3 separate regions of the Homo sapiens genome follow, and regions 2 and 3 are each linked to region 1. A link is a loop called in an ENCODE intact Hi-C map of the cell type or tissue named here. Cell type or tissue: PC-9. All regions are shown on one strand. Links, peaks and the distances in the headings refer to the core of each region. The heading gives the core; the rest is flanking DNA.

What was found. A loop is a pair of places that touch in the nucleus more often than their neighbours do. Peaks named below come from ENCODE experiments on the same cell type or tissue, not always from the same donor. Only the 100,000 strongest peaks of a DNase experiment are listed, where the experiment ranks them.
Region 2: a loop joins it to region 1, with 11 times the contacts of the local background. A loop is called at or near these places in 5 of 110 quality-filtered maps.
Region 3: a loop joins it to region 1, with 6 times the contacts of the local background. A loop is called at or near these places in 3 of 110 quality-filtered maps.

What each region holds. Positions count from the first base shown.
Region 1 is chr16:72,872,479-72,883,088 of GRCh38, reverse strand. All of the region lies in intron 4 of ZFHX3 (zinc finger homeobox 3), which reads left to right. LOC124903715 (a long non-coding RNA gene) reads right to left here. Exons shown (of 2, transcript XR_007065111.1): 1 at 9,656-10,610; 2 at 6,449-8,189. Among named protein-coding and RNA genes, the nearest start is that of ZFHX3, 170 kb to the left of the region's middle. RefSeq lists enhancers at 4,330-4,831, 4,846-6,045. In PC-9, for the core only: no CTCF peak of the experiment used is centred there; DNase peaks (open chromatin) are centred at 5,448, 6,698 and 7,258; H3K4me3 peaks cover 401 bases; H3K27ac peaks cover 4,395 bases.
Region 2 is chr16:73,050,359-73,060,968 of GRCh38, reverse strand. LOC124903719 (a long non-coding RNA gene) reads right to left here. Exons shown (of 2, transcript XR_007065116.1): 2 at 10,181-10,610. It also overlaps a transcript of ZFHX3 not described here. Among named protein-coding and RNA genes, the nearest start is that of ZFHX3, 7.5 kb to the right of the region's middle. RefSeq lists silencers at 2,092-2,201, 2,282-2,371, 2,452-2,671, 2,952-3,351 and enhancers at 2,682-3,414, 5,254-5,766, 6,831-7,331, 7,332-7,832. In PC-9, for the core only: a CTCF peak has its summit at 3,319; DNase peaks (open chromatin) are centred at 5,808 and 7,408; H3K4me3 peaks cover 6,246 bases; H3K27ac peaks cover 6,041 bases.
Region 3 is chr16:72,948,096-72,958,705 of GRCh38, reverse strand. ZFHX3 (zinc finger homeobox 3) reads left to right here. Exons shown (of 10, transcript NM_006885.4): 2 at 1-1,279; 3 at 7,741-8,237. Among named protein-coding and RNA genes, the nearest start is that of ZFHX3, 95 kb to the left of the region's middle. RefSeq lists an enhancer at 10,060-10,610. In PC-9, for the core only: no CTCF peak of the experiment used is centred there; no DNase peak of the experiment used is centred there.

The DNA.
Region 1 (10,610 bases), core at 1,488-9,487:
AAGTATATGCTAGTGTGTCCTCCCCACTACCCGCTACACACACACACACACACACACACACACACACACACACACACACACACACACACACACACACACACACACACACACCCCAGAGTGGTGTGAAGGCCAAAAATCTGACTCCTCATAGAAGAAACCTTTGTAGCGACTGCCCAGCCTCACTGGCACTTCAGTGTCTGTTCTGGAAAGCCATCTTGGAGACGCTATTGCTTCTAAGTTAGGGATATAATGAAGCCAGAGTCAGGGAAATTACGTCGATACCAGGCAAGAAATCTGAGAGCCATTATCTAGGAGCCTTGTTGAACTGAGTAATTAAGGGCAATTAAACTTTTCTGCTTGCTCTCTGCAAAATATGCTAATGATCTGGTCTGCTGGAAGGTGGACATATGCAGTGCTGTTTCACTGCTGTCAGACGCTGCTGCCCTGGAAGGTCCCCCTGGAGAAGGTGTGGCATCACCAGGATGGTCAGGTGGGCAGTGGGTTGAGCGTGCAGCCTCGTACCCAGCCTCCTGTGTCCTGGCTGGCTGTTCCAGGACTTGCACCTTTTCAGCAGTTATCTAGACCTGGCCGCAGTGGCCTGAGTTGCAGTGATTCGTATTCACTCATTCTTTGATGTTCTAGATCCACCATTCATTCGTTGCGTTATTTTTCTGGGATGATGAAGCTACCAGGGTTTTGTGCGTGTTGTTTCAGCATATGACACGTGGCACCAGCTGTACACTGCCCTTCTGGTTAGTGTTGTTCTTGGTCAAGGGCTCCAGGCTGTCTTCCATGCTATCTTCATGAGTGGGTGGCAGCACGTGCCCAACGCTGCCCACTGGGAGAAGCATTGATACTGTGGCCACTCACTGCAGAGAGGGTTTTTTTTGGCACAGCAAAAAAAAAAAAAAAAAAAGGAAAAAGGGGTACCTGCTGATGGTTCCTGGAATTAGGAGAGACAGTATATGGGTGTGTTTGCATTTGTTGAGGGGTGAGCATTGGGCGGGGGTCCTCTTTTTAGGGGTGTGAGTATGCCAGAGACCCCCGTTGGCTCATCAGAGCCCAGTGACATGGGGACCCCCAAGGGAGCCACAGGACATCATGTCATACCAAGTGTTCTTTCTGTGAAACCTTTATTTCGAAACATCCCAAGTCACCTTCGAAAGGTGTATCCAAGAAACTTGAAAATCTGAAACTCCACCCTAAAGTGAATATGGATAGCTAGCCAGTCAGTGGGTGTTTGTGCTGGGCTGGGAGTTGGGGGTGCTGTCCCTGGATTTGGGGGTGCTGTCCCTGGATTTCACTGGAGGGGAGAGACCTCCTAAAGCCGACAGTGTAGCAGGAAGTGGCAGCCGTCCTCTGCTGTCTCCTGCCATGTGTGCAGACCCCTCCCATATGGATCCCCTATCCTAGCCTCTGGAGTTCACACTTTCTCCACTGCCTGAATGGATGTTTCTCGAGAAATAATGATTTGTACCTGTACCGTCTTTAGGAATGTCCAAAGAATCCATTTCTAGGGCTACTTACATCCTATATGAAACTTGTTCCCGACCTTGGTAGGGGCCAGGGAGGAAATAGAACATGCATCTATCTCTCTGCGTACAGAAATAGCTCAAAGGCTTTTTCTCAGAGTCACAGATGTTAAGGAACCCCCTTCAAACTGTGACCCAATTATAAGAATTATGGTTCCAAATTATTTTTTTCAAACATTGACGAGCAGTGGAAAGTTTTGTGGCCTCAGTCTAAGTGCTGCCCATACCTCCCTGGTTCCTGGGCTTTCTGGTCTCCTGAGAGCCACAAGGAAGCTTCTCAAAATTCTCTGTTAATGCTAAATAAAATTTTAAATCCAGTTTCTGCATCATATTAACCAGATTTCAAGTGCTTAATAGTGCCATGGGGCTCATGGTTAACTTAGACAATACAGATTTCTAGAGCAGTTCAGAAGGTTCTGTTGGACCATGCTCAGCTCCTCCTCACTGGGTTTCCTCAGACTTCTGGTAGACCCAGGCTAGGTTTGGGGCTACATTTTCCTTAATATTTTTTGGCTTGCATTTTAGAGAAGTGTGGTTCCCGCCAGCCTGGATAGGGTACATCTTTTCTTGCTGATCTTTCTCTCTGTTTCACAGTTTTTCTCAGTTTGGGAGAACAGTCTTCAAATAAGCATTTAATTTTGCTTTTTGCTACTTATGTCTTATTCCATTAGCAGTTTTGAGGGACTTTGAAAGGACTTTGTAAAGATGTGTTTTTCAGAGTGGATGTTAAATGGGTTTTTATAGTTTTATGCCTCAAGACTATCTTGAGACCTTTTGTGTATATGTTAATAAAAGGAGCCATTTATTGCTTTTAAAAGATCTTTGACCTCTGCTCTAATTAGAATATCAAAAATCAGACAATGTGTGATTTTCCTGGTACAGGGCCATCTGTTGTTTCAACCCAAAATTTTATCAAAAATTGTCATATTATAAAGTCAAAAAAGAATGTGTGTATTTTTCACCCCCCGTTTCCATTGGTTGGCTGAAACAAAAGAAGTGTATTTTCTCACAGTTCTGGACGCTAAAGGTTCAAGATCCAGGTGCCGGCAGTTTTGGCTTCTCCCGAGGCCTTGGTCTCATATAGCCTGGTCTCTGTGAGTCCCCCTGGTGTGTCTCTGTATGATTAGGACATACCAGATAGATTGGATTAGGGTCTACCCTAAAGGCCTCACGTTAACCTAATCACCTCCTTAAAAGTCCTGTCTCCAGTCATAGCTACATCCTCAGGTACTGGAGGTTGGGACTTCAACCTAGGACACTGGGAGGACCACAGTTCAGTCTATTACCCAGACTTTCTGATATCTGAAGCCAGTTTCTTGTTTCCTTTTCTGTGGTCACTTTGGGTGGGGCAGGAGGGTAGGACAGAAGGTGGTGGGAGAGATGAAGGGAGGTCATGGAGATCCTGGAAGTCGCCTCGGACAGAACTGTCAGCGCCCACCAGGCCTTCTCTGGTTTCCTGCTCGCAGCACACGGTTCTCAGTGCTGGCCTTGGCATGGGATTAACTACTGCGACCTCGCTGGAAGGGGACTCCAAATGAAGCCGGAAGTGCTCAAAGACACTTGTTAGGACAGGAAAAGGGGTCAGAGCCCTGTGTCCTCTGAGCCCATTTTACCATGACTCTTTCCTTGCCTGTTCTCACACAGCCCTCACCGAAACCTTCTTGCTGGCAAACACCAAGAGGACTGACAGCCGGCCACGTGGAGGAAGGTTCTTGTGCCTGTGAAATTTGATGGTCTTAGCATCGAGAAAAGCTGCCTTTGCTGAAGGTGCTCCAGCAGGCTGGCCTGTGTTAGGCTCCTGTTGGAGGGATTTATAGAAATAAAAACTCCTTAGCTGGGCATGGTGGCTCACACCTGTAATCCAGCACTTTGGGAGGCCGAGGCGGGCGGATCACTAGAGCTCAGGTATTGGAGACCAGCCTGGCCAACATGATGAAACCCCACCTCTACTAAAAATATAAAAATTAGGCAGGTATGGTGGCGGGTGCCTGTGATCCCAGCTTCTCGGGAGGCTGAGGCAGGAGAATCACTTGCACCTGGGAGGCAGAGGTTGCAATGAGCAGAGGCCGCGCCATTGCACTTCAACCTGGGCGACAGAGCGAGACTCCGTCTCAAAAGAAAAAAAAGAAATAGAAACCCCTCCTTGCTGCCCACTGTGCTTTTAGGGACTAAGCAGATCTCCCTGGGCTTGTGTGTGGTGTTTGTGCTCTGGTTGGGGTAGATGCTACCTAGAGCCTTACAATTTTCTATGACCCATTAGGGTATAGAATTCAATAGGGGGCCAGCTGATTGACTGGACTTCCATCCAAAGGATTTCAGTTGCTCGAAGTACCTGAAGGACTTTTAATTCCTTGGTTTTTCCTTACCCTGTGTTATATACTCCAGGCTGGACATAATATAAAGATCCCAGTGTGTATATTGTTACCTTGTGTAGCTTTCATTCGGAGCCCGTCCTTCACTTGCGCTTCCAGGGCAAGTCACATCCTGCTTCCCATGGCTGGTCTTTCCCAGATTGAGCCTGTGATGTGAGCCTCGAGGGCAGCCTCCACAGGGCCGTTCCTGTCCTGCACGAGCATAAAGCAGAGGCGAACTCGGACCCTTCCTGGCAATCTTGGATGTCTCATGTCGCTAGGTTCCCATTGCAGCGGCCCATCTGTCTCAGTGCCATGTGGCTAGTGGCTGCTGTATTGGATGTGCAGACAGAAGCCATTTCCTTCCCTGGAGAAGGTTCCTGAGGACAGGGCTGCTGTAGACAGCAGCAGAGTAGGGACTTGGTACAGAGGCCCAGGGCCCAGGGCTGTGCTCTTCCCACTGCGTCTGGCCTCCTTGCTGCAGGCTGACAAACTCATCCACGGGACAAGTAGCACTTTGCCCCAGGGGTGGGATTCTTTGTGTCTAGATAACAGTGTGATCCATTGCTGGATTCTCTCCAGGATAGAAATGAAGAAATCCTAAGACTGCGGTGAGCAAAGCAGCAGCAGTTATCTGTGACTCTGCACACTCCAGAGCGCGTGCCTCGGGTTGCTCTGAGAAGTGGAAACAGTTTGCATGGTTTTCCTAATGTCCAAAGCCCTTTGTGACTTCCTTGTGTGAGTCCATTTCAGAAGCATTGAGAAGCCCCACAGCATGGGGAGGGCAGCCCTGATCTGATTGGCCCTGGCAGGGGTCCTCACTGGAGTGGCTTCTAGCCTGTCACCGGCACTGGCACCAGTGAAGTGCGTGTGTGATGAGGATGTAGCCTGGCCATCTGCTATGCAGCCTTGAACCCAGCCCACATGTTTTTATGGCAATAATGGGAATTTTGTAGTAGATGTCAGCTGGACTTTTGGTAGGTGAGTTTTTTTTGTTTTTTTGTTTTTGTTTTTGTTTTCTTTTTTTGTAGAGACAGGGTCTTTACACAGGCTGGAGTGCAGTGGCACAATCATGGCTCACTGTAGCCTCCATCTCCTGGGCTCAAGTGATCCTCCTGCCTCAGTCTTCCAAGTAGCACAGGCATGCACCACCACACCTGGCTAGTTTTTTCATTTGTAGACAGGGTCTCACTATGTTGTCAGGGCTGTTCTTGAACTCCTGGCCTCAAGTGATCCTCCTGCCTCAGCCTCCCAAAGTTGTGACTTGCCCTGTTCAGGTTTACAAGCCCACTATAATTCAGGTGTGAGTTGCCTCCTTCACCACTCAACCCGTGGCCCCCAGTTAAGGGGGCTTCTTTGGGCAGGAAATAGAGGCGCCATGTCTCCAGCAACCTTGAGTACAGGGCTGACTGCAAGGAGGAGGGGCCTGAGTTGACCTGAACTTTGAAGAATCCACGCACGTGCTTGTCTGGGATCAACATAGCTCTTTGGGGCTCTCTGTTTTAGCCCAGGGATCAGAAGTTTTTTTTCTAAAAACCAAATCCTTTCCTAGTGACTCACCGCCCAAGTATGAAACACAGGAAAGACTTTTGTCCTTTTAACTTGAGGACGAGTCGTCTCTACTACAACATAAACACCAGACACGAAGAATGAGAAACTTACTGTGCTCAGGGTGTGTGCTATGATGACTAAGGCAAACTGAGATTCTCCTCCTACGCTGGACACTCTGATGCGTGGTCACTTTCCGCAGACCATCTTCATACAGAAGACCGTGATGTTTATTTCCACAATAAGAATTTGATCTCACTATTAGATATTGTAACAACAACACCAACAACAACAACAGAAAAACCTACACAGTGCCTTAACACCTTTGTTCTCTTGGTGGCCCCAGCGCTGCGAGTCCAGAGGTCATTATCCGATTCTTGAGGGCTGATGACCTACTTCTGATTTCCATATCTAGCTGGCCTTGGACAGACAGGCCTGATCGAATTCTGCAGCCATTTGATTCCCTGCGGACCTGTGCCCAGACCCTGGGCGGATCTGAAGACTTCCTCAGAACACATAAGACCGGGGAGATTTGTGCCATACCGGGCTGTTTTCTCTGAGCTTTGCTTTAATCAGGAATGTAGACTATTTTTTGGTTTTGGTAGATGGCGTGCAGGGGCAGGGCATCCAGTCATTCCTGTAAGGCATTATTACAGGGCTAATTGGGAAATAGTGATTCTTTTTCAATAACTATTTTGGAATCACCCCCCTTTCTCCCCCGCCAAGTCTCTGTTCCCCTTGGGATTGTCAGGCTCACGTTGAAAGACCCCCAGAGGGAAGGATGTTGGCATATATCATAGATATCTGGAAAGAATGTTTCAACCACACCTGGCTGCCGTGTGTGAGGACAAATTTAATTTATTTTAAAAATCTGGCCACAGGCGGCTTTTTCTGTTTGTTTCTTTAGGGGGGAAAAAAATTGAAAAGCAGCAGCAAGCTATGGTTCACATTTGTTTTCTTCCAGATTGGACCAGCCAGGAGAAGAGAGATTATCTCTAAAGGATATGAAAGGTTTAATCATTTTAATTTTGTTTTTATTAAAGTATATCATAACTTTTTTTTTTTTCAACATGCCTGGGTAGAACAGGAGAGAAGAGGAGGTAATATAAATATACAGAAACCCTCAAGCATTTGGTTAATAAAACTTTCCAACGGGCGATGCCTCGTGGGGAGGAAGTGGTTGGATGGCTGGGGATGGTGGGCCGACTGGGGAAGGCGGTGACTGCGCTGAATCGTAGCCAGCATCTTGCAAGCTTCCTGTCCAGTTCCAGCAGACACTTGTGGGAGCTCAGAGCTTTCATGAAACTGAATGAGAAGAAGCTCTGACTGTGGGCTTATTCCATCATGTTTCTCAAGCGAGACTGGATCCCTGAGCCATCTGTGGCTGAAGAAGTCTGAATTTACAGAGAACAGTAAAATTTGCTTCTATAAGATTCTTCCACCCCTACCATCTCAATGAAATATTTGAACCCGGTTATTTTGAAAACTTGCTTTAGGCCAAAACCTCTGAAGTTGCATGCATGCACGTGTGTTTTATGAAGCGGCGAAGTTGGGATAAAAATAGCCTTAGTTTTTGGATAGAAAAACTATCCTATAAATTATGGTGAAACTGAGTAACCAGGATGCTAGATTAACAGGATTTTAGGCTCGTTTTCCCTTTAGGACAGAAAAATAAGCTCATTTCAACATTAATTCAATTGTCAAAAATCACCGGGGCATGGGCTGGAGTTATCATCACAGGTGTTCACTGTGGCCTCCCCTCTCTTCCAGGGCTGTAAAACTCTGCAAAGGCGTGACTGTTTGGAATTCCAGCCCTGGGACCGGGCAGGTTGTTGCATCACCTGATAATGATGAAATTATCTTTACCATTATGTTCTTACAAAGGCTTGAAATTTGACTTGCACATTTTAGACATCGCTTTAAGCAGCAGGATTAAAGCATTGTCATCTCGTTACACCTGACTTAACGTGGCAGTTCAGTTAACCCTATACCAGTCTTTAAGTTTTTGGCTGCATTAGCGTTTACAGTACTTTCCACAGCATTTTTATGGGCGGAATGGTTTGTTCATCAAGGAGAAGCAGCTCTTCTAGTGAAAGCTGCAACTCCAGTTCCCTGAATGAAGTAGAAACTGCACTGAGGCTTCAACTTAGCCGTGTGAGCAATGATCTGGCCTCTAGCAGGCTGTGTAGATAGTCACATGTTTTATGAAATTTCCCTCAGGGATTCCCGGGGCATCTGGGCTGTGCCTCCTGGCACAGAGGGCTTCCAAGAGGAGCTGTGTTGGATCTGCAGCCTCCCTGCAGGGCTGGGCTCACAACCAAGCCAGGTCTCCCCGCTGGGAAAGGGATCCAGAGCCCAGTTTCTGCCCCCAGTCTGCAGGTATCTGCCGTATTCAGTGAGCTGTGTTCCAGGTGGAAGAGCGGCCAGGCCACCTTACTGGCCTGTAAGTTTGGAATTCCCTATGGGAGTTCCCTATGGGAATTCTCTATGGGAGTTCCCTGAGCCAGTAAGGGGCAGTTTTCTTGGTTAATCTCAGCTAGAGTTGTATGAGCACTAAAACGGAACAAACACTGGCCCATATCATTCTCTGTGAGCTTCTTGATGGGAGCACAGCATCAACAGGTTAGGCAGCCCCCTTTCAGAGGAAGAGAGACCTGACACCTCTCCTGTCCAGGACTTCTGTCCCAGGTTGGACTGGATGACCCCAGCAGTTGTGGTGTGTAGGTCTTGGTCCTTGTTTTTGAAGCTGTATCACAGGCTATGAAGACAGCAGAAGGTGGGGGAAAAAAAGGTTATTCTTTTGTTTCACACCACTCAGCTATAGATCACAGAAACACTCCAAAGTGGCTTTAATGAGTTAGGAGGGCATGGTGTGGTGGCTTACGCCGGCAATGCCAGCACTTTGGGAGGCCGTGGCAGGAGGATACTGGGAGCCCAGAAGTTTGAGTCTACCCTGGGCAACACAGCGAGACCCTGTCTCAAAAAAAAAAAGAGGTTTCATTTTTCCTTATATAAGCAGCCTTGGGAGGAGGGCAGTCAGGTGCAGAAGTGAAGGTTCCACTGAGTCAGCAGACATCCACTTTCCTTCTATGTTTCCATGTAGCCATTCTCACCAAGCGCTTGTTGCCTCCTCATGGTCTAAAGATGGCTCCTCCAGGCCAGGCGCGGTGGCTCACGCCTACAATCTCAGCACTTTGGGAGGCCGAGGCGGGCAGATCACGAGGTCAGGAGATCGCATCCTGACTAACACCGTGAAACCCCGTCTCCACTAAAAATACAAAAAATTAGCCTGGTGTGGTGGCGGGTGCCTGTAGTCCCAGCCACTCGGGAGGCTGAGGCAGGAGAATGGCGTGAACCCGGGAGGCGGAGTTTGCAGCGAGCCGAGATTGTGCCACTGCACTCCAGGCTGAGCGACAGAGTGAGACTGTCTCAAAAAAAAAAAAAAAAAAAAAAAAAAAATCAAAAAATCCTCCATCTGAGCTCCAGGCACAAGAAAGTGAGGCTGGTGAGAGTGCATGCGTCACGAAAGACCACCTGTTTAAAAGTTTCCTCCAAAGCCCCGCCCACTTGCTTTATCTTACATCTCATTGGCTGGGACTGCATCATATGACTGTCCTCGGGCACAACAGACAACAGGTTTTGGCTGAGGGTATTGTGCTTTGAATAAAGTGAGTGTTCTGTTAGCAAGGAAGTATGCTTATTACGAAGGCAATTAGAAACATCAGCCATACGCCTTTTAAAATATAAGAAGATTAAGTAAACTGTGTTACGATTATGTGGTGGAAATCTGTGTAGCCATTAAGAATAATGTTCTTGATTAATATTTAAGGATATGGAAGCAAGCTCCGTAGACTGAGGGGTGGGTAGCAAGACCCAAAAACACATATAATTGTCACAGTTTCCTTTAAAATATCTATATGAAGACAGCACTGATTATGGACAATTTTCGTCTTCATACTTTCTCTGTTTTCAAGATTTTTGACAATAGGCACTTAGGCTTTTATGATCAGAAAAAAATTGGCGAACTTGAAGTGTAAGGAGCAGAAAACCTGGTAATTACTACCTCGTATATGAACTATACTTGATGGAAAAAATAAAATGAGTAATAAAAGGGAAAATCTATAAACACGTAGTGATAATGGAATGATGACGAGTAGCTGAGGTGGTACGGATTCATCAAGAACAAATCTCATCATACTAATAAGATAAAATGAAAGAACGTACCTGAATTCTCATTGAAAAGGGAAGTCGTGCAAATGCAAATTTGTATTCTGGGGCCTCTAAATGTGCAGCAGAAACATTTGCCATTTTCTCCAAGCATGCTTTTGGAGTCATTCAGAGGCATTCTTTCCCCTTCATTCTTGCATTGAAAACATTAGGGCATGTTGAGCTTTGCAGCTGTTTATTAAACATCTGTTAGTTGTAAATACTGGTTGCTGTGAGGGAATATAAAAAGAACAGAAGAAATGAGCCCAGCCTATGATCTTTTGGAAGGATGTGAAAAATACGCCCATTGAAGGTTAACAGGGTTCAAGATGATCCGTAGTGAGTAGCAGAGAGTGGAACAGGAAGTAAATACTCTGGGCCTTCGAGGGTGAGGAATTCCTGGACTGAATGGTGGGGAAGCTCTAAGGAGAGAGTCAGGCTGAAACTGGAAAGATAAATCAGTAGAGACAGAGGAAGAAGACCCCAGGCTGTTGTGGGAGTTCAGGACTCTGGTCGGGAGCCAATGAGCAGGCCATTCTGCCTAAAGAGAGGATCTTGGGCAGGGCCAAAAATTGCAATCCCATTTTCTTCCATCTTTCGGAAGTCTAGTTTTGCCCATCCCCCACCCCCCACCATCTTTTGAAAGGCGTGTAGGTGAGTGTGAATATCATAGATTTATTTAAAACAAATACATGGCCAGGCACGTGGCCCATGCCTCTAATCTGAGCACTTTGTGAGGCCGAGGCGGGTGGATCACTTGAGGTCAGGAGTTTGAGACGAGCCTGGCCAACATAGTGAAACCCCTTCTCTACTAAAAATACAAAAAATTAGCCAGACATGGTGGCGCGTGCCTGTAGTCTCAGGTACTCCGGAGGCTGAGGCATGAGAATTGCTTGAACCCGGGAGACGGAGGTTGCAGTGAGCCAAGATCACCCCACTGTGCTCCAGCCTGGATGACACAGTGAGACTCTGT
Region 2 (10,610 bases), core at 1,426-9,425, 180 kb before region 1:
ACCCTGCAAAATCCTAAACCGGTTTTTTTCTCTCTAGTCTTGACTAAGAAGCTGCATGTTCTTAAGAGCATTGGAAAATCTCTCAAAATGAAGAATTACTTTCTAATCAAACAGATTTCCTGATTAATTCCCAAATTCCTTCTAAAATAAATAATCTGGTAGGCTAGGGCAACATTTTTTCCCAAGAAAAATAAGTTTTAGCAAGCTATCTGGTGTTACAGGGTTTACTAATAATGCCTTCAAAAACATAAATGTTGTTTTTACATTTGCAGATTACTTAAAGTGCTGATTGCATTTTATTTTATTCCAGACATTGTAATTTCAATGGTATTAGTTCATATTTAGAACTTACATAAATACAACTTGTCATTTTTAAAAAATCTATTGCAGTAGCAGTGACGCTGAGGCTAGGATTTGAAAGGGGGGGGAAGAGACAGAGAAGAGGGGGGAGAGAGAGAGAGAGAGACAGACAGACACTGACTCTTGTTCTTCCTGCGTTTGTTTGCTTGCTTTTTGGAGGTACCGTGCACCAGCCTAAGTGATGGCTTTGATGTACTGGGAATCGGTACAGTAGTAGGGTCCCTCGCTGCTGTCTTTGATTCCAGGGATCTCCTTTGGGCTCTAGTGGGATGTACCGCTCCTAGTCTTTATCTGAAATCCATCCTCTCATTTCAAGCCCTTTGGCTTCGTGACTGTGCTCCAAACTCTTGGAGGTAGCTGTAAGGCTTTTTTTTTTTTTTTTTTTGGCATTAGGGAAGGGGTATGTAATTTCCCCTTTCTACACCCTAGGCCTTTCCTCTATATTTAAATATATTGGCTTTCTCTCTTATGAATTCAGTCTGAAATTATTTTTCACTGCCTTTATTACATCCCTGCTTTTGATGGCAAAATAGCTTCCTGTGTTTTGAAAACATCTGCTTTCCAGGTTTCACACGAGAAAATTGATTTTACTTTTCTCTTAAGTCCAGAAAGGTAGAAAGTTGGACTTGTTTCCAAGTGCAACTTTTCCTTTTCTTGTCTTTCCTGAAGTTATCCCCTTTCAGTTCTGATTCACTTTCTCCCTTTTATTTCTTCTAATCACCCCTCCTCTCTTCCTCTCTCCTTCTAAAGAACCAGAGAAGACCGATTGCGTCTTATTTCAGAACACAAAATTAACATATATTTTTTGTCTAGTCTATGGTATGTGTTAAAGTTTTCTCCATATTTTCTTCATTCGTCCTCTGATTTGGGGGGAGGTAATTTTCCTTCAGTTAAAAAATCTCAGATTTGCAATTTAAAGTGGTCTCTATTCGAAGTCTCTGCTCTTTCACTTAAACCTTTACTCTAAGCTGTCCCCCTCCACTAATGCCCCCATTCTTTGGAGATGCTCTTTTCCTAGTTAATTTAAACATTGCTGCGTTTGCTTAGAGAGAGAGAGAGAGAGAGAGAGAGAGAGAGAGAGAGAAAGGGGAAAATAATAAGAAAGAAAAGAGAAGGGGGGGAAGAAGAAAGGAAAAAAAAAATCTTAAAAAGATTCTTAGCCAGGTTCCTATTGTTGCTCCTATGCATTCCACTTCTCGGTGTGTGTGTGCGTGTGTGTGTGTGTGTGTGTGTGTGCGCGCGCTCGTGTGTGTGTCGTGTGTGTGTGTGTGTGTGTTTTTAATACATGCATAAACTTTTGGAGCCTCTCTCCCTCTTCTAGGCTCTTCTCCCATCCTCTCTTCCTGCTCTCCTTGCCCTGCTCATCACTTTCCCCTGTTTTTTTTTTTTTTTCCTCCCTTCCTCCCCTCTGCCTCCCTCCACCTCCCCCTTTTCTTTTTTGCTGAATCTTATTGATCCAGAAGGTGGCTAATTAGCCCTTCCCGTCGTGCCTGGGTAATGAAGCACATGCGCACTGAATTAATCACAGCCATTTTTTGCAGGAAACTAATTAGCAGAATAAAGATCCAAAGACTTTTTTTTCTTTTCACTCATCAGCTCCCACTTCCAGCGCGTCCCCTCCGACCGCTGCAGCCGCCACCGCCGCCGCCTCCTCCTCCTCCTCCTCCCGGCCGCAGCCGCCGCCGCCGCCTGCTTTGCATCCCAATTACAGCCTAGAGCCGCTGCCGCCGCCGCCGCCGCTTCTCTTCCGTGGCCCCTGCCCGCTCCGGGGGCTGTAAACTCCCCGCCAACCATGCTGCTCGGCGGCAGCGGCGGCGGCGGCTCCGGCTCCCCGGCTGCGGCCGCCTCCCGCCCCGGGCTCCGCCGAGCGCGCTCCAGCTCCGCCGCCGCCGCCGCCGCCGCCGCCGCCGCCAGCAGCGCGTCCTCCGCCGCCGCCGACCCCCGCCAGCCGCCGCTGCTGCCTTGATGGGCTCCGCGGCCCGAGCGCCTCTTTTCGGGATTAAAAGCGCCGCCAGCTCCCGCCGCCGCCGCCGTCGCCAGCAGCGCCGCTGCAGCCGCCGCCGCCGGAGAAGCAACCGCGTAAGTGGCAACTTTTCCCTCTTTTTTTTTTCCCGCCGCCGCCGCCGCCTGCTCCTCCTCCTCCTCCCGCCGCCACCGCCCGGACGCGGGGCTCCTCGGGGCGCCCGGGCTGCTTTGCATGGGGCTCGTCCTGCCCCCTCCCGGCTCTCGCGCCCGGCCGCCGCCGCCCGCGCTCCCCGCGCCCGCGCCCTGCTCGCTCGCTGCGTCCCGCTCGCCTTCCCCCTACGCCAAACTTTCTCTTTCTCTTCTTCTTCCTCCTCCTCCCGCCGCTGCCGCCGCCGCCGCCGCCGAGCCCGGGCCGCCCCCTCCTCCCCGGCCCCGCGCCGCCGCCGCCGGCCGCCGGCGACCCCCGGGAGGGTGGAGGCGCCCGGGGCGAGGCCCGCGCGGCGAGTTTGGAGGCGCCGCCAGGCAGGGCCGGCCGGGGCGCGGGCCGAGGGCGGGAGGGCGGCCGGGGTACCAGCTCGGAGACAAAGGCGGCGGCCGGCGGTGGGGGGAGTATGGGGGGGTCCGCGGTGCCGAGTGCCCCCGCCCCCGCCGCTCCCGGCCCCCAACTTTGCCCCACCCCGAGAGGCGCCGGGGCCCCGGGCTGAGCAGCCGCGCGGGGCGCGCACCCGGCCCGGAGCAGTCGCCGCGGTCGCAGCCACTGCTGCTGCCGCGGCCGCCACCGCTGGCCGGGCGAGCGCCTTCCGCGCTGGGGCTCGACTTGCCGGCGACGCGGGAGCCCGTTCGGAGCCACGGGGTCCCGGAGGGGGCGAGGCGGCCGCGCGATCCTCTACCTGTGCGCTCTCCGCCCTGCCCCACTGGCAGCGCCGCGAGCGCCCAGAGGGGACTCTGCCCTGGACACTAGGGGCTCCCGGGGGCTCGGGGCTGCGCCGCTGGCCAGGGCCAGACCTCGCCCGGCCGGCCTTCTTCCGCCAGCTGAGCTCAGAGACATCCGAGGATGCCTTTTTTCTTTTTCTTTTCTTTCTTCTTCTTCTTCTTTTTTTTTTTTTTTGCTCTCGCGAATCTGGGATTGTTTACGTTGGGTTCCCCACTCTCACCCCTCGCCCGGCTCCACTCGATGCAAAAACCGTGTTCCTGAATTTTACATTATGCATTTTAATGTCCGTCTTTTTGCATATCTATTGGAGAGTAGATCTAAGTGTATTTCATGCAGTGTATATAATTAAGTTGTGTATGGACTCAGTACTCGGAGGGTTCTTGTATAACTATTGAATTAAAATATGTATATATCACTTTGCGAGTGAAGCTGTTGCTCAGAATCTGACTTTTGTTCAATGTTGTGCTATTCTTTGGACTGTGGCAAATTCTTTGATTACAAGCGCTTTCAAAAGGCACCCAGTCTTAACTTTTCCCCCTTGTTGCTTTCAAGTAGGGTAAATATGACAATTTTTATTGGTCTCAATTATTGAAACTTGATCTAAGCACTGTATGGACGGAGCATGCTGATTGCCTTTTTCTGGCCTCCAGTTCTAGTGACTTTTAAAAGGCAGTTTGTTAAGTACCTTTGAAGAATATGACAGACGGTGATCGCTTGGCTGTAATGCAAATTACAGAACATAAATTCACTTTGGAATTTAAAAAAGACTCGAGCCCTTTCAGTGGGGACAATTGAGGATTTATTATGTTTTTTAAAAAATTACTTTTTTTCCTCCCTACTTTGGGAGAATAGCTAGTTGCAGACCAACTTATTTGGAGGTCCTCCGAAAGAGGCTTGGGCAGTGGGCGAGGGGAGAAGATTGATCACAATCTGCATAATCAATAGGGCAGCGTGCTGCAATCGTGTACCTACATTTACTGTAAATTTCTACAATATCTGCAGCGTGGGTGCTCCAGCGCCTTGCTTGGCTTCTTAGAGAGGATTTAGAGGGAGAACAACCAGAATTTACTGCCCTGCCCTCCGGAACAATATAGGGAAGTCCACTCCATAGTAGCTCATTCTAAAACTCCATTTTGCTGAAGTTGTTTTTTTTTCCAAATCTGTTTACATGTGGGGGTTTCAGGAGCTGAACCCCCAAAGTGTAGACATCCTGTGGGTTGAGGGGAGTGGGGGGTATTCAGGAGACCTAGGGGTTGGGAGTTTGCTTCTTGAATGGGCACTTGGGGGGCCCTCTTCTTATCTTACAATGTTAGGTTTGTTGTTTTTTTTTTAACTAGTGCAGGTATATTAGAGATAGGAAAATAAAAGAGAATATACTAGAGATTGACGCAGTGTCAAAAGTATGAGTTGCTGTGTGTGTATGAGAAGAGAGATAGAATACAGACACAGTCAGTCTTGAAAGCTTGGTGGTAGGTGAATCCATATTTGGAGATGATTTTGAAATAGTCTAGCAAATGGTGTACGAAGAGGATTTCGTAAAAAGTGTACACGGAGTCAGTTTTGAAAAGACTGCGGTTTGGGAAGATGAGGTGTGGGCAGGAAAACCTACTCTAGGCCAGCAGCCTTCCTCTGTCTGTGTGTCTCCCTTCCCCCTCCTCGGGTTTTAGTTTTTAATTACTTAATGCTGAAACGCACAGGGCTTATATAAATATTTGCAAATGCTCTTTCCTATTGATTTCTCTGAATAAACTGCCCTGCTCCGGTCCAGAGAGGAGGCGATTCAGATCTGTGGACTTTTTAAACATACAAAGTCTCTGGAGGAGTGGTGTTCTCTGCGTGTGTGTGTGTGTGTGTGTGTGTGTAGAGTTGTAGGTATGAGGATTTGGGGGGCCCGCAAAGAGAGTTCAGGCTCTCAGTGGTGTGGGCCAAGAAAACTGGGGTGGAGCTGGTCCCATGGCCTGGCAGTCCTGACGTGTGTGTGTGTGTATGTGTGTGTGTGTGTGTGTGTGTGCGCGCGCGCGCGCGCGCGCGTACGTCTGCACCGTGTGGGTGTCTTCACTGGGGGAGTCTGGATGCATATGCACTTACTTCCCCCACCCCTATTAAATATGGAGCAGCTTTTCAGGACTCTGTGACTGCCTTCTCCTCAGGGTCACATTGAGTTTGAATCTGACCCAAGGTGCAGGAATCCTGCAATGGGGAAATAAAAGAATATACAGAACGGGGTCAGGTCAGCTGCTCAGAGGCCAAAACCCCTACAGCTGCTTTGATTTTATTTTTTGGTGTATATTTTAGGCTCCTCCTGCCATTGTACAAATTGTGCCTCCCCCTTTCAGGTGTTTGGTCTGTGGTTTAAAGGCACCAGAGCCTATGCCTGCATAGACATAGGCTCCCAGCAACAACAGAAAACCCACAATACCGAATCCAAAACAAAACCCGGGAGGAGGGGGAGAAAAAAACCCTATTGAGTTCAGGCAAATAAGGTTGGGTCTCTAGATCCGGTTACAAAGCAGCTTTGAATATGCAAGACAGTGCACAAGACCAGTTATTCCAGTTACAACAAACTATTAAAAAAAAAAAGAGAGAGAAAAGAAAAGGCATGTTTAGGTCGTAATTTGTTAGTACAAGGAAAAGAATCCCACATAAAGCTGCCTTTTTTTTTTTTCTCTCCCTTTGCTGGCTTCACACAGAATTCACTCACCCCTTTCCAATTCGTCTGCTGTATAGGTTCTTTTATTAAAATCTTTTGGGTTTAGGAAGATGGCTGCAAGCAACACATTTTCTGTATTTTTTTCCCCTTTATCTTAGAGAGAGAGAGTTGGCAGGGGTTCTGTGGTTTGCAGTTACACAATATGTTATCATGTTTTTAATCACTAAATCATTGCAGTGGTTATAGATTTACAGTCTTGGGGTATTACAGAGAGGAGCAACGGCGGCTATATATATGCCTTTAAATTACACCAATGTAAACTGAGTGCGGCAGCTGTGAATATGGTCGGCAGACATCTATTCCCTCCCCCACCAAGTTCTTTCTCCCTCTGTGATTTTTCTCCCAAATTTCTTGGTTTGCTTAAAATAAGCTACCCCTCTCTTCCCCTGTATTGTCTCTTCGCCACCTCTTCCAAAAAAATTAATTTTCATTTTAGACCTTTAACCCCAGAAAAGCTAGAATTCAAACTCTTGAGCTATAAACTTCGGATGAGAGTATAATAACAATAATAATGAAAAGTGTGGATTTCCTAAAAAAAAAAAAAAAAAAAAAAAAAATCCTCCTGGTTTCCATACCGACCTCCTGTATCGGGATGGAGGGTTGATTGCACGTCAGAAAGTAGGGGGGCGGGTGTGGGGGAGGGGAACCGGGCTGGTGGCGCTCGCCTGCCTGGAACCTCGAATGTCCTGTCCCCTGCGAGCCCACTTTCAGCTTCTGTTTTTCATATTATTATGTAACAGAATCCTTGGCAGCATTAAAAATTCAGTATTACAAGCTGATTGTAATGCTACCTCATTAGACAACACTGTCTGGCCTTGTATTAAGTGAAACGTGGAGCATGGCTTTTAGATTATAAACACCAATAAATATTAAGGATCAGCAGAGGGGGCAGTAGTAACTGGGTTTTGGGCTCCTTCTGGTTTTATCACTCCTCCCCCCAGCCCCCCAGATCATCTTCCCTTCAGCCCCTTTCCTCCCCCCTCCCTCCATGGTAACTGTCATGCGTTTTCTTGTGGGGCTGCTGATGTGTCGACCCTGGTGACATTTTAGGAAGGCTTTTTATAGAGTTTTCTTGTGTACACAAAAGGTTTGGAAGTTTGTTTTGTTTTGATCTGCAGTAAACAGGTCCTTCACTTTGCTGACGTCATTTCCGTTCATATTTGAGTTGTTGATTGTGCTTCTTTGCAGGGCCCTCTTATCCCTACCCCCGCCTTGCCTTTCAGCTCAGAGCCTGTGGCTGCCTGGGGAAGGGGGAGTGTGCTCCTAAGCTGCCAGGTCTGGGTTCAAAGGCTGAGGGTCGCGTGGCTGTGCCTCGTCCTAGGGTTTGCCCGCTGGGGAAGATGCTTCCAGCTTCAAATCTGGTTAAACACTCCGACATCCACTCGCCCTGGTATTTTCATGGCACGCAGTGATTCATCTCAGCTTCCTTTCTTTGTAACACCTCCCCCCACTTTGCCCCTGCCACACCTTGTCTGTGTCTTTAATACATCCTTATTGTCCACTTCTCCATGCCCCCACCCACCGAAAAACCTTGTAATGACGACTCGGAGACTTTGATTCAGTTGCAAATCTGAAGCTGGCATTAGTGGACCTCATGCTGTGAAAAAAAGAAAGTGTTTCAAGGCCTTGCCCCCGCAGCCTCCCCACCACCGCCTTCCATCCCTGTTGGGTTGTTTGTGCATGTGTGTTTCTCCCCGTTTCCTGCCTTTTCGTAGATATAAAGGCCGTTCTGGTGTCACTAAAAATGACTATAGTGTCCAGTGTCTCTTATTTCCATGTGATCTACAATTGGAACCCCCCTCCAAAAAAGAAAAGAAAAGCAGGATGAGGAAAGGAAAGAGGAAAATCTGACTGCATAGGCCCCAAAGGCTTTCCTCTAATAGAATGATGGGTTTTAGGTTAAAAAAAAAATTATTGTTTTGTTCTTTTAGGTTTAGAAATAATAGGGAGAGAGGGAAAAAGCAGTCATTAGGAAGTTCCCTGAGCCGCTTTCCAAGTAAGACGGGTGAAAAATGAACCAGCATTGACACTTGGCTCCATGTGAAAGCCCCTGTCACCTCTCCCCCCTTCCGTGGCCCTGGCCTTTTGTTTCTGGAGAACGGAGCTAAGGTACTTTTTCTCCCAGACCAAAGGCAGCAGGGAAGGAGTCCCCTTGTGTACGCATCGCCTTTAGATGGCCTTCTCATGGTTATTGTCAATGCAGACTTCCCCACACAATTGCTCCGGGGAGACAGAAAAGCAAAAACATTTGTCCTATTTTTTTAACCTCTTTGTTTTAGACTTCTTTTTTTCATCCATTCTTTAAATTTCACAGTTTCTATTTGTCTGCAGAGAGACAAACGAAACAGCATGAAGCACGTTTTTACCGTAGGCCTCACTGGCGATTGGAACAGCCTCAATAGAAATCCAAATTCTAAAACACTGGCTGACTTGGAGGATATGTGAATTTTTCAGCTCGGGGGCTCTGAAGTCAGATTAGCACAGATTTTTGAACCCAAATGCCCTAAAATGAAAAGATAGGAAAATAGGATTCTAGAATTATTTGGGGGAAAGCGTGAAAAAGGTCATCTTTTGTCTATCTTCCTGCCTTGTGCCCCATCCTTAGAAGCTTAATAGGGGAGAACTGCAAACCTCAATGAATTCTTCATTAAAAAAAAAAAATAAACTCCAACCCTGGTTGTTGTACTTTCGATATAGCATTTAATGGATCGTTTTAACTCACGTGTGAAAGTGCTTTTGGTACATACTATGGAATGGATACCGTGTTGGGATTTTTTTTTTTAAATCTACAATTTGTATAAACAGGCAGTATCCCATCGCCCATTTCTTTTCCTCTTCTGTTTCCCTTTTCCTTTCTTCTCCTTCCAACCTGCTTCCCCTCCAAGAATTCAGTGGTTAGCATCAGACCGACTGTAAAGGGATGTGTCAGACGGTGGGAATGGCCTATGAACAAAATAGGAGCCCACCTCTTTTTACTTGGCCCCAAACAAAGCGCCTCTCTCTCCTGTAATGTATGGACCCAGATTGCGATGCTGTCCTTAAGCATCTGTCCGCCTTTTCATTAAAATTCTCAATTTCAAGGTTTAGAAACACAAATGTAAGAATCCCCCTGTGTTTAAAAGTCTTGCATGGCAAATTCCCTTTGCCCTTTCAGAAATAATATTTTTGTTTAAAAAAGAAGGAGCGAGAAAGAGAGAGAGAGCTCTTTACCTAACATGTAAAGCTGTTTTAAGGCAACTTCTGTATTTTGGCTTTCTTAAAACTTGGGGCTTTGTAACTTAAAATTAATTTAGAAAAACTCTCCGAAATCACAGCTTTTAAAAAATGGTTACTCATTTGTATCTTTGTTGTGGGATATCATTGACAGATTTAGCACCTGAGCTGGGGAGGGTGGGTAAGGAAATTAGATAATGTTCCACCTACGATTTGGGGGTAAAAATTAATCTATGGAATTAGCACTGTAGGGATGGATGGAGGCCTTGAGGCTTCAGCAGAAAAATGTGAATCAAAACATCTGTGTGCAGGCCTTGGCACACCAGCTTCCAATGGTTATGAAGGCAAATGTGAGCTGTTCTGAGGAACTTCTGCATTCTGTTCCATACCCAGGAGGGCTCGGCCACCCAGCGGGTACCAGGCCCCTAAATATAACTGCCTCAAAATCATGGGGTGAACTCAGGCCAATTCAGCTCCAAATGGTTCCTTGTTTATTTCAGGAACGTTTGTTTTTGTTTCTTGCCCTCTTCTGGATTTTTCTTTGTTAAAGCCTCCGGGTTATTTAAGCACTAGTTTTAAAAATCAATGTATACGTATAATTTAATAAAAATAGAAGAACCCGGAAGGGTGCACAAATCTGTCTAAACCCGCTGTACTGTGAAAAGAGAGCCCAGGTTACGCTGGAAGTCAGAATGCTGACATCCACTGTATCTTAGAGATCATATTTACCTTTGCAAAAGTGGAAGGATACAGCATTAGTAAGTGTGTATGTGTAGAGAAAGAGAGAGACAAGCAGGTTTGGCTCGGTAGAATCATTGTAATTTACCAGCCAGCTCAGCGTTAGGGGGCAGGCCTCTGGCTTGGAGAGTGGGTAAGGGGAGGAGTAGGGAAGGGGTTAGCGCTCCCTGATTTATTTTTAAATATTTATCCTTTCGGCTGTTGCCAATTACGCTTTCCAGATGAGACGAGACTGGGTATGGAGAACTGCGAGGGAAGAATTGCCTTTTCTGAGAGTGGGTTTATTTGTCAGCAGTGTTCAGGATGGAGCGATGAGAATGTCAGGCTGTCACTGCTGGGTAGGCCATGGGTTTAACATCAGGCAGCTGCCCTCCGAAGAGCCAGGGCTTCCAGAGCTGGAGGATAGAATTTGCAAGGAGTATTTCAGAGGAACTCCTGATTTCATATGTAAGTGCAGAAGTTGCCAATTCCCTCTGAAGAGGTATTGTTTTTATGAATAAGGAAAATGAGTTTTAGTAGAGGTGACACCCAGCTTGTGTGTAGTCCCTCATTTCCATAATGTACAGAGGCCATAGATCACCTGCCTGTGGATTACCTGTTAAATTTTTGCCTGGAACAAAGGCAGGCTTGACTAGGCCTCATCATGTGTGTAGCTGGTGCCAGATAAAGAAAAGGAACTCAGGGTCACTC
Region 3 (10,610 bases), core at 1,007-9,006, 76 kb before region 1:
GAGGAAGAAGAGGAGGAGGAAGACGAGGGTTGCAAAGGACTCTTTCCAAGCGAGTTGGATGAGGAACTGGAGGACAGGCCCCATGAGGAGCCTGGGGCCGCAGCAGGTAGTAGCAGCAAAAAGGACCTTGCTCTCTCAAACCAAAGCATTTCTAACTCCCCCTTAATGCCTAACGTGCTCCAGACCCTGTCGAGGGGCACAGCTTCTACTAGTTCTAATTCTGCTTCTTCCTTTGTTGTCTTTGATGGTGCGAACAGGAGGAATCGTTTAAGCTTTAACAGTGAGGGCGTCAGGGCCAATGTGGCAGAGGGCGGCAGGAGGCTGGACTTCGCTGACGAAAGTGCCAATAAAGACAATGCCACAGCACCAGAACCAAATGAAAGCACAGAGGGTGACGATGGGGGCTTCGTTCCCCATCACCAGCACGCTGGCTCCCTCTGCGAGCTTGGGGTTGGGGAGTGCCCCTCGGGGAGTGGCGTGGAGTGCCCCAAATGCGACACGGTCCTGGGCTCCTCCCGCTCGCTGGGCGGCCACATGACCATGATGCATTCTCGTAACTCGTGTAAGACACTCAAGTGCCCCAAGTGCAACTGGCACTATAAGTACCAGCAGACCCTGGAGGCACACATGAAGGAGAAGCACCCGGAGCCGGGGGGCTCCTGTGTCTACTGCAAAAGCGGGCAGCCCCACCCCCGGCTGGCACGAGGCGAGAGCTACACGTGTGGTTACAAGCCTTTCCGCTGCGAGGTGTGTAACTACTCCACAACTACCAAAGGCAACCTCAGTATTCATATGCAGTCTGACAAGCATCTCAACAACATGCAGAACCTGCAGAATGGAGGGGGGGAGCAGGTCTTCAGCCACACTGCCGGGGCGGCGGCGGCGGCGGTGGCTGCGGCGGCGGCGGCAGCCAATATCAGTAGCTCCTGCGGGGCCCCCTCGCCGACCAAACCAAAAACCAAACCCACCTGGCGGTGCGAGGTGTGTGATTATGAGACCAACGTGGCCAGGAACCTCCGCATTCACATGACCAGTGAGAAGCACATGCATAACATGATGTTACTGCAACAGAACATGACCCAGATCCAACACAACCGCCACCTGGGCCTCGGCAGCCTGCCCTCACCCGCCGAGGCCGAGCTCTACCAATACTACCTGGCCCAGAACATGAACCTGCCCAACCTGAAGATGGACAGTGCTGCCTCGGACGCCCAGTTCATGATGAGCGGATTCCAGCTGGATCCCGCCGGGCCCATGGCCGCCATGACGCCTGCTCTAGGTGAGGATGACTACGTGTTTGTCTGTTTTCATGATAGGAGTTTAACCAGGGAGAATGGTGAATAGGGTGAGATAGTCCTGTGGATTCAGTTGACTCTGGTCTTCTCGAGTGGTTTTTGTGTAAACTGGAGTGTCTTACAATCAAGTATTCTCAAGAATCCCTTGAACTGTGTGTGTACATATGGAAGAGTTTATGCATTCAAAAGAGATATGCTTGTACTCTGGCTACGTGGGGCCAGGATTAAAATGTGAGTGTTTCCTCTAGTTTTCTGTTCCCATTCTCTCTTTCTCTGTCTCTTCTTTCAATTTGAAAAATCACTATAATCACCTAAAACTTTGGGGTTTCATCGAATATTTACTGAAACTTACAGGAAACTGTAGCTGAGGCAATCATTTCAATAAGAGGACTAGGGACAGTTACCTCAATGATTTAAGTAGAGACAATCATCTTAATAATAGGAATTCGGAACCACAGTGTACGTTATTCAGATAACTAAAGGCTGATTCTGTGCCGAGCTAGGGAACCATCCAGATAGACTTCTCAAAGTTCTCTGTATATTTATGAGGACCTCAATGAAAGAGATGTTTTTTTTTTTGCTTATTTTTGATGAGTACTTGGTGATTAGAATAGTTGGAAATTAATTGGGAATTAAATTCCCCAGTGGCACTGTTGTGAGGGGTGTGAGAGATGAAAAATGAGTAAGTTGTAAAAATTGTCCATCAAGGAAAGTTAACTTTTAATAGCAGTTAGATCCTGGTTAGCGGAGCCTTCGCTGCCAGGAAGAATGACCTCTGCTTTAGAGAAGCTGATTTGGCTCTGTTCAGGCTCCCAGTCTTACCAATTGGCTTACAATATCTAGAATAGGACCAAGAGTGTAGGATTTGGGTGCTAAAAACTTTGAGTTTTTACGTAGAACGAACCACAGCCACTTTGAGGATAGCTGCTGCTGCCAAAACAATCTACAGATGGGTTTCATGAGAACCTTCTGATAGTTGGGCCACTCGTGCCTCCACCCGGTATGCTTCAAACAGGATCCTGCCTGCGTCCCATCCCGTGACGCTGCTAATGGACTTCGTGGGACCAGTGACAATGGCCTGAATTAAGCAATATGCCATTATTGACATGGGAATAGGTTGTTCTTGGCAACAGAGTGTCAGTGAGGACTTTTTTTCCAGGATGGCTTAGATGACTGCAGGGCCAGGCCTCAGCAGTTGGCAAGTGTTTATTTGTGTGGTGTTTGAGTGCTAATTGTTGCCGATGAGTTATATTTCAAAGCATTCCATTGGTTTTTCTTGCTATGTATTCAGTTTTTAATCCTTAGTACTTTAATCTCATTTTCCATTTTGAAATATTTGCCTGTTGATCCTTTATTACCAAATGATTTGAGGGTATTTGAAACCAACTGGCTAATTGTGGATGCACAAGCACTGGTCGTCTTATTTGTCACCAGGGTGAACCATGCACACCAGGAGATGGGAGTGAGTACTCTAAGGTTTTCTTTAAGCCAGTAGGAATTAGAAGGAGTCATAGAATCTCGGGAGGTAGATCTTGGAGCAAATCAAACATAACGGAGGTGGAATGAAGACAGAACGTGGGAACGTGGGTAGGTTCATGTTGGGTCAAAGTGAGGGTTTTTTTTTTTTTTTTTTTGAGACAGAGTCTCGCTCTGTCACCCAGGCTGGAGTGAGTGGTGCCGTCTCGGCTCACTGCAACATCCACCTCCTGTGTTCAAGCGATTCTCCTGCCAGAGCCTCCCAAGTAGCTGGGATTACAGGCACCCGCCACCATGCCTGGCTAATTTTGTGTTTTTAGTAGAGATGGGGCTTCACCATCTTGGCCAGGCTGGTCTCAAACCCTTGACCTCAGGTGATCTGCCCGCCTTGGCCTCCCAAAGTGCTGGGATTACAGGCATGAGCCACTGTGCCCAGCCTAAAGTGAGGCTTTTTAATTACCTTAAGAACAGGTAACTAAGGCTTGTATTGAGAAGTAGAGAAATATTTCGCTTTCACACCAAGTGTCTGTGAGTCTTTGGGGCATCATGCACTGTCCTGGGCATTGCGGCAGATTCAGAAGGAGCAGAAGAATGAAGCCCTGTGTTGTAGACACACATGGAAGGGCCACACCATATTTCTTAGACTGGAGCTCTTCCTCCCAAAGGATTTATCCAGCTCAGTCACAAAGGGCTCTTGAATTTCCAGTGTCACTACTTGTCGGCCACGGGGAGTCCCTGGAAACCTGTGCCTTCCTTGGGCCGCGAAAACTGCTGAGAAGGTGTGAGAGCCACAAATCCTTTATGCCAGAAGCTCGAGTGGGTGTGGGGGCCATAGGAAGTGTCCAAAAGACTTGGAATTTGAGTTGTATGACCTCAGTAGGAGAAACCAACTTATGCAAATAAAAACAGCCATAACTTTCAGTTCTAGCTGTGGCTGTACTGGTTTTTTTTCCCCATGGTCCATTTATAAGATGGCTGTAGGTGTTATTAGATGTGACTGAGTTCTGCAGGGAGAAAAATGTTTTTGTGAAATACACTCCTCTTTACAAGGTGATTGTTTTCATACTTCCCTTGGCAGAGCCCTCTTTAGTATCATCAAACAGACACTGATTGTGGGGTTGCTTCTTTTCAGAAGCCTTTGAGGAAAGGCTTGGGGCTCCTTCGCCTAGTACAGTCGGATCTGCTGCTCTTTGTAGACAGCACATTAGATTTGAGGCCTTGTGAACATCCTCCCAAACCTTCCTTTCGACTCTGAAGTTTAGCATAGCACCAAGAAAGGGGTTGCTTGTCGGGGTGGCTGTGTGTTTCCCAAGTAGCCAGCCAGCCCCTGGACACCTGCACAAGGTTTAGCAGCTCCCTTCGTCTCCCTTTCATTCCAGAGTGTGCCTTTGAATCCATGCACCTTCCTGAGGATGTGCTGATGGGTGGGCTCACGTGTCAAGGTGTCAGTTCCAGTGTTAGAGTTAGGTGCATACCCAGAGATGGGGACCTGCTCCAAGACCACGTATCCAGTGTGGCTCAAGACTAAGGACCTGCCAAGTTCTTTTTTTCATTTCTTTTTTTTGAGATGGAGTTTCACTCTTGTCGCCCAGGCTGGAGTGCAATAGCGCAGTCTCGGCTCACTGCAGCCCCTGCCTCCCGGGTTCAAGCAATTCTTCTGCCTCTGCCTTCCGAGTAGCTGGGATTACAGGCATGCGCCACCATGCCTAGCTAATTTTTGTGTGTTCAGTAGAGACAGGATTTCACCACATTGGCCAGGCTGGTCTTGAACTCCTGACCTCAGGTGATCTGCCCACCTTGGCCTCCCAAAGTGCTGGGATGACAGGTGTGAGCCACTATGCCCAGCCCCAGTTTCTTATTTATAGGGGCCCTGCTCCTGTTTGTGAACTGGGTGAGATTCCCCCACTTTGTGGCAGCTGGATTAGCGGATTTGTAGGATTCTAAGCCCTGGGCTTGTTTCTCTGAGGCATAGTTCTCGAAGGGAGTTTTCACTTGCCTGTCATCCTCACTCATTTCAGCACTCTGCTGCTTCTGTCCTTTGCATTTCATTTTAACAGCCTAGAATGCTGGCCAGGCATGGTGGCTCATGCCTGTAATCCCAACACTGTGGGAGTCCAAGGATCACTTGAACCTGGGAGTTTGAGACCAGTCTGGGCAACATCTCGACAAAACATTTTTGTTTTAAGATCAGCCAGACGTAGTGGGGTGCACCTGTAGTCCCAGCTACTTGGGAGGCTGAGGCAGGTGGTTCACTTGAGCCTTGGTGGCCCAGACTGCAGTGACCCACTCCAGCCTGGGCAACAGAATGAGACCTTGTCTCTTGAAAAAAAAAGAGCTTAAAGTGGAAACTGGGACTTCGTTCCTCTGCTTATTCCAAGGACTTCTCATTTTCACTCAGGCATCAGCAAGTGACAGCTGAATTTCTCTTTAGAGCGATGTTGATGTGCCGGGGTGAAATCTAAAAAGTGGAGACGATTTGATGCTTCAGGTGGTTGGCATCAGAAACAAATATATGTTTGCTCCTTGTCTTACCCTCCGGGCAGTTTCTGCTTTGACTGAACACTGAGTATGTTTCCTGGATGTTGCCTGGCCTTCGTCCCCGTTAAGGGATGGAGCTTTTAGGCTTTTTTTTTTTTCTTTTTCCTTTCTGTTTTTCTTTCTTATCCTAAAAAGAATGACATAGTTATGGTTCCTCTCACCAGGGGAGATGGGAAGACAGACAACAAGCCGAAAGCTTCCTAAGCCTTCTGGAATGCATGTGCAAAAGATTTCTGTGGCTTGCTAGACTGTCCGTGAGCTTCAAACGCAGCTGCTGGTCTGCTTAGCAGAACCTGTACTGATCTTATCACTCGAGGTGACTTGTGTAGCGTCAATAAGAAAATCATAAAAAAAAGAAAAAAATATTTTCTCTGATGAGCCACTGACTTGGATTCTAATCAGTTGTAAAAAATAAAATAACCTCAGCCCAACCACACATAAAAGGTCAAGTTTAAATTTCACTTGGGGGGTGGGGCAGACCTAATAGCTCAAGTGCACGTGTGTTTAGGAAAGAGAAACTAGACGCCAGTGCCCAGCCTTCTGCTTGACCGTACGCTTCTAGGAACTGGAGGGAAGGCTGCTCTTTTTAAGCCATTCTCCTGGTAGAAATAAGCCCTTGCAGTATTAATTTACCATAGCAAATGTGAGCTTGTACCCGGTTTATGCAGGGCAGTGATGGACTGAAAAAGACCAGGGTGGGAGAGGGAGGAAGAGATCTTCGCCCGGCCCTTTCGTGGAGACGTGGAGCTGAGCCTCGTGTCTCACTGCCTGTCTCAATCCACTTCCTGAACGTGCAGCAGTCCCGCTCTTTTTTCACTCTTGTCTGGCACAGCAAACATTTGGGCGTCTGTGCACTCTGTAGAGGGCCAGCGAGGATAAGACTGGACCCCTGTCCTAGGGAGGTGGTGCCCTGATGGGGATCCCAGCTATGGTGCATCTCTGTAGGTAGGTGACTGAGTGATAAAGGGAAGGTGATTGGTCCTAGGGTAGCCCCACATGTCACCCAGGGCAGAGGATCAGGAAAGAGAACAGGTAGCCCTACTGAGAAGACATGGGAGGGTTGGCAGCATTGACTGACGGGAGGGATATTGACCAGAGGGCAGCAGTGAGGAGTAGAGGGATTACTCTCCAAGTCTTTTTTTGTTTTGTTTTGTTTTTGAGACAGGGTCCTGCTCTGTCACCAGGGCTGAGCTGAGTGGCATGGTCTCAGCTCACTGCAGCCTCTGCCTCTCAGGCTCAAGCCATCCTTCCATCTCAGTCCCTGAGTACTGGAACTACAGGCACACGCCACCATGCCTGGCTAGTTTCTTTTGTATATTTTGTACACCATGTTGCTCAGACTGGTCTTGAGCTCCTAAGCTCAGGTGATCTGCCTGCCTTGGCCTCCTAAAGTGCTTGGATTAGGGGTGTGAGACACCACGTCCAGCCCCACTCCCCAGATCTTTGCTTTAGAGATGCACTATCCAACCCAGGCGCCACTCACCACCATGTAGCTTCCTAAATTTAAATAACATTGAAAATTCAGTTCCGTAGTTGCACTACCCATATTTCAGGTATTTATTAGTCACAGGTAGCCAGTGACTGCTGCACCAGATGACACAGCCATAGATTGTTCTCAAGGTGGCAGAAAGTCATGTTGGTCACTGCCACCTCAGATACATTCTGGGCCCAATTCTGGTTCCCCATGAAGGCTTGGTATGTTACGATTGCAGCTGTGACTCATTTCCAATTTTGGAAGGTCTGCAGTTTGAGATTCTGTTATATCCAGTGAATGATACATATTTCTGTCTTTTCTTGGATCTCAGAGAAGGGATGAATTGAAATATTAAAGAGGTGGCTGGGCGCGGTGGCTCATGCCTGTCATTCTAGCACTTTGGGTGGCCGAGGCAGTTGGATCAGCTGAGGTCAGGAGTTCAACACCAGCCTGACCAACATGATGAAACCCTGTCTCTACTAAAAAAGACAAAAATTAGCTGGCCGTGGTGGTGGGTGCCTGTAATCCCAGCTACTTGGGAGGCTGAGGCAGGAGAATCGCTTGAACCCGGGAGGCAGAGGTTGCCGTGAGCTGAGATTGTGCCACTGCACTCTAGCCTGGGCAACAGGGCAAGACTCCATCTCGGGAAAAAAAAAAAGAAAAGGAAATATTAAAGAGGCTATGGCTCCTAACTTTTCTAGGTGTTCTTTTCCTAAAGAAAGAAAATACAAAACCTGCCAGAAATCTCAGAATGTCCGCAGGAAAGATTGAAACACATCAGGTTGACTGTGTTTGTTTGTTTGCTTGTTTTCCAGCCAGTAGCCCTTTGCAACACTTGAAATGTCATCTTCTCCTTTTGGACCCCAGTTGAGGGTGGCGGAGGGCTGGGGGGTGCCTCAGCTGTGGCCGTGACCATGAGCCTGGTGTCTGACTCTCTCCTTCTCTCCTTCCCTGCAGTGGGCGGTGAGATCCCCCTAGACATGCGGCTCGGGGGCGGGCAGCTGGTGTCAGAGGAGCTGATGAACCTGGGCGAGAGCTTCATCCAGACCAACGACCCGTCGCTGAAGCTCTTCCAGTGCGCCGTCTGCAACAAGTTCACGACGGACAACCTGGACATGCTGGGCCTGCACATGAACGTGGAGCGCAGCCTGTCGGAGGACGAGTGGAAGGCGGTGATGGGGGACTCATACCAGTGCAAGCTCTGCCGCTACAACACCCAGCTCAAGGCCAACTTCCAGCTGCACTGCAAGACAGACAAGCACGTGCAGAAGTACCAGCTGGTGGCCCACATCAAGGAGGGCGGCAAGGCCAACGAGTGGAGGCTCAAGTGTGTGGCCATCGGCAACCCCGTGCACCTCAAGTGCAACGCCTGTGACTACTACACCAACAGCCTGGAGAAGCTGCGGCTGCACACGGTCAACTCCAGGCACGAGGCCAGCCTGAAGTTGTACAAGGTAAGGCCCAGCTCCTTATGGCTCAGGCGCTCTTTCTGAAAGGAGGGGGTTGCGCACCGGGGAGTTAGGGAGCACTGGGGAGGAGTCGGACAGTCTCTGGCATGGCCTGCTTGGCTGTTGGTTGGGAACCTGGAGTTGAGAGGAGAGTCGGCGGTGTCCACTTTGTCACCAGGTGGAAACGTGACAGGTTCAGTGAGTAGCTTGACTAGCTGAAGGTTCTCTTTCTGGGTGCCCAATTTTGGGTCAGGTTTTGTTGACAGCGCCTCTAGGGTTGGTTCTTTTCTTTCTTACATGGGCTCTTTTGCATCCTCTGCTCCTGTGGTTTCCCTCTCTCCTTTAGGCTTTCTGTTCTCCTTTTCCATCTCTTTATTCCTTTTTTTTTTTTTCTATTTCTCCTTTCCCGGATGCTCCTGGGGTGTTTTGTTCCTCCCTTCCTTCTTTCATCCATCCATCATTCCACCAACATATGTACACTGGGTACCTTCTCAATGACAGGTACTGTTCTGGGCATTTGTTCACATCAGTGCATGAATCTGACCAAAAAAAAAAAAAAAAAAGAAAAGAAAATCCCTGCCCTCATAGAGCTTCCATTCTTTTAGCAGGAGATGGGTGAGAAACGATGGATAAATTTTGTAGCAGGCTAGAAGGTGCTAAATGCTGTGGGGAAAATTGGGTCCATGAGGGGCCTCCTTTGTGTGTTTTTTTTTTCTTCCCCGCTCTGTTGCTTCCTGGGTTCTGTGTCCTCTTTCTCTTCCTTATACTTTTTCTTCTTCTTCCTGGGCTTCTCCCATCCTCCCCCTCTTCCTCTGTCTCTTCTCCTCTTCCCTCTTTCCTGTCCATTTATTCTTTCTCTCCCTCCACCCTCCGCTTTCCCCCCAGCCCTTCCCTCTACTCCATAGACGGCAACCGAGGGGGAGGTGCTCCGGATACTGTAAATAGTCCTTTCACTTGCACGGCAGAATTGCTCCAGACGTCTCTATTGATTTTCACTGGACTTAAAGCCTCACCTTTTTCTCTAATCATCCCATAATGGCTTTAGTATGAACAATCAGGTACAAATCGCCATAAATCTCCCTGGCCTGATCCCACACACCTTCCACTCCCTCGCTCTCTCTTTTCATTTTCCTCACTCCCATTATCAGCCTCTCCTCCTGCCTTTCACACTGTTTCTCGCGTCTTTGGGCCCACGAGTGTTTGGTTTCTGCTGGCCCCGAGCTAGTTGAGTCCCTACTCTACTCAGAATGATTTTAAACGGAGATTCCATATAAGGAAGACTTCTAGTCCTTTGCCCATGTCGGCCTCTGCCGGGGTTGATAATTGTACTTCATTTTATAGTTGTTCCTTCTCAGGATGTGGGGAGGCCTGCATAACGTAGTGCTTAAGAAAGCACTTTAGGGAAAGGAGGAGAAAGCAGGAATGAGGTAGAGGGGATAGAATGTTCTGGAACTGACTGTGGACTCAGCTATGGTGCAGTGAGGAAGGTCTGGACACCACGCATCCAATCCCCTTATCTCAAATGAGCAAGAACCTTGCTGGACTGGCTTAGTTTTGCCACCATTAAAAGAAAAAAGCCCTTTGCAGTCAGTTTAAATTGGAGGTCTGAACTGGCCACAGGATGGTGCCGACGTGGTCAAGAAAACCTGATGGAAAAACCAGTGGAAAAAAGAATTTCCAAAGGACCCAACTGAGTAAAATTTGTACAAAGGACTCGGCGTGGCCATTGAAGGTTGCATGCAACTTTGATGAAGGTCGTTTAGAGGTGGCATGAAGCTGGCCTCTTGCATCCAAGGAAAAAATTGCCCTTTAGACTCTAAAATGCACACGGTGGCGATTAACTCTCATGCTGCATCCTCCGTGCGGCTGGAGTCTTGAATAAGAGTCTGTCAGGCACTTGACTTTGCTTCTTACGGGCCTGGAACTCGGCGGATTTGCTGAGAACATCCTGTTTTGGTCCCCAAACTGTGTCCACGGATCACACCCAGAGAGTCAGGGTGAGGTGTGGTTGGAAGAGACGAGGTTTATTTGCATGTTTCTGCACTGCTGGCCTGTCATCCTGGGACTTTTTTCTCATTTCTTTTTTTAAGGTAGAGGAAACTGTTGCTCAAAAAGATGGCGTGGGTAGAAGGGTCCTGAGCGTTGGGATGCAGGGTAGAACGTGGACCCAGCACCTGAAGGAGAGATCCTGAAATGGTGCATCTGGCCGGCACATCCCCGGAGTGACCAGCCTGAGGTTCAGGGCAGAATTGCCTCCGTCAGGAGCCAAAGGTCATTAGTCTAGTCTCATTAGTCCTTGGGTAATGAATGGCCCTGTGCCTGCCCGGGCTTCGCCACAGGGGGCGGGGAGCTCTCCCGCTCACTCCTGGATGACACCGC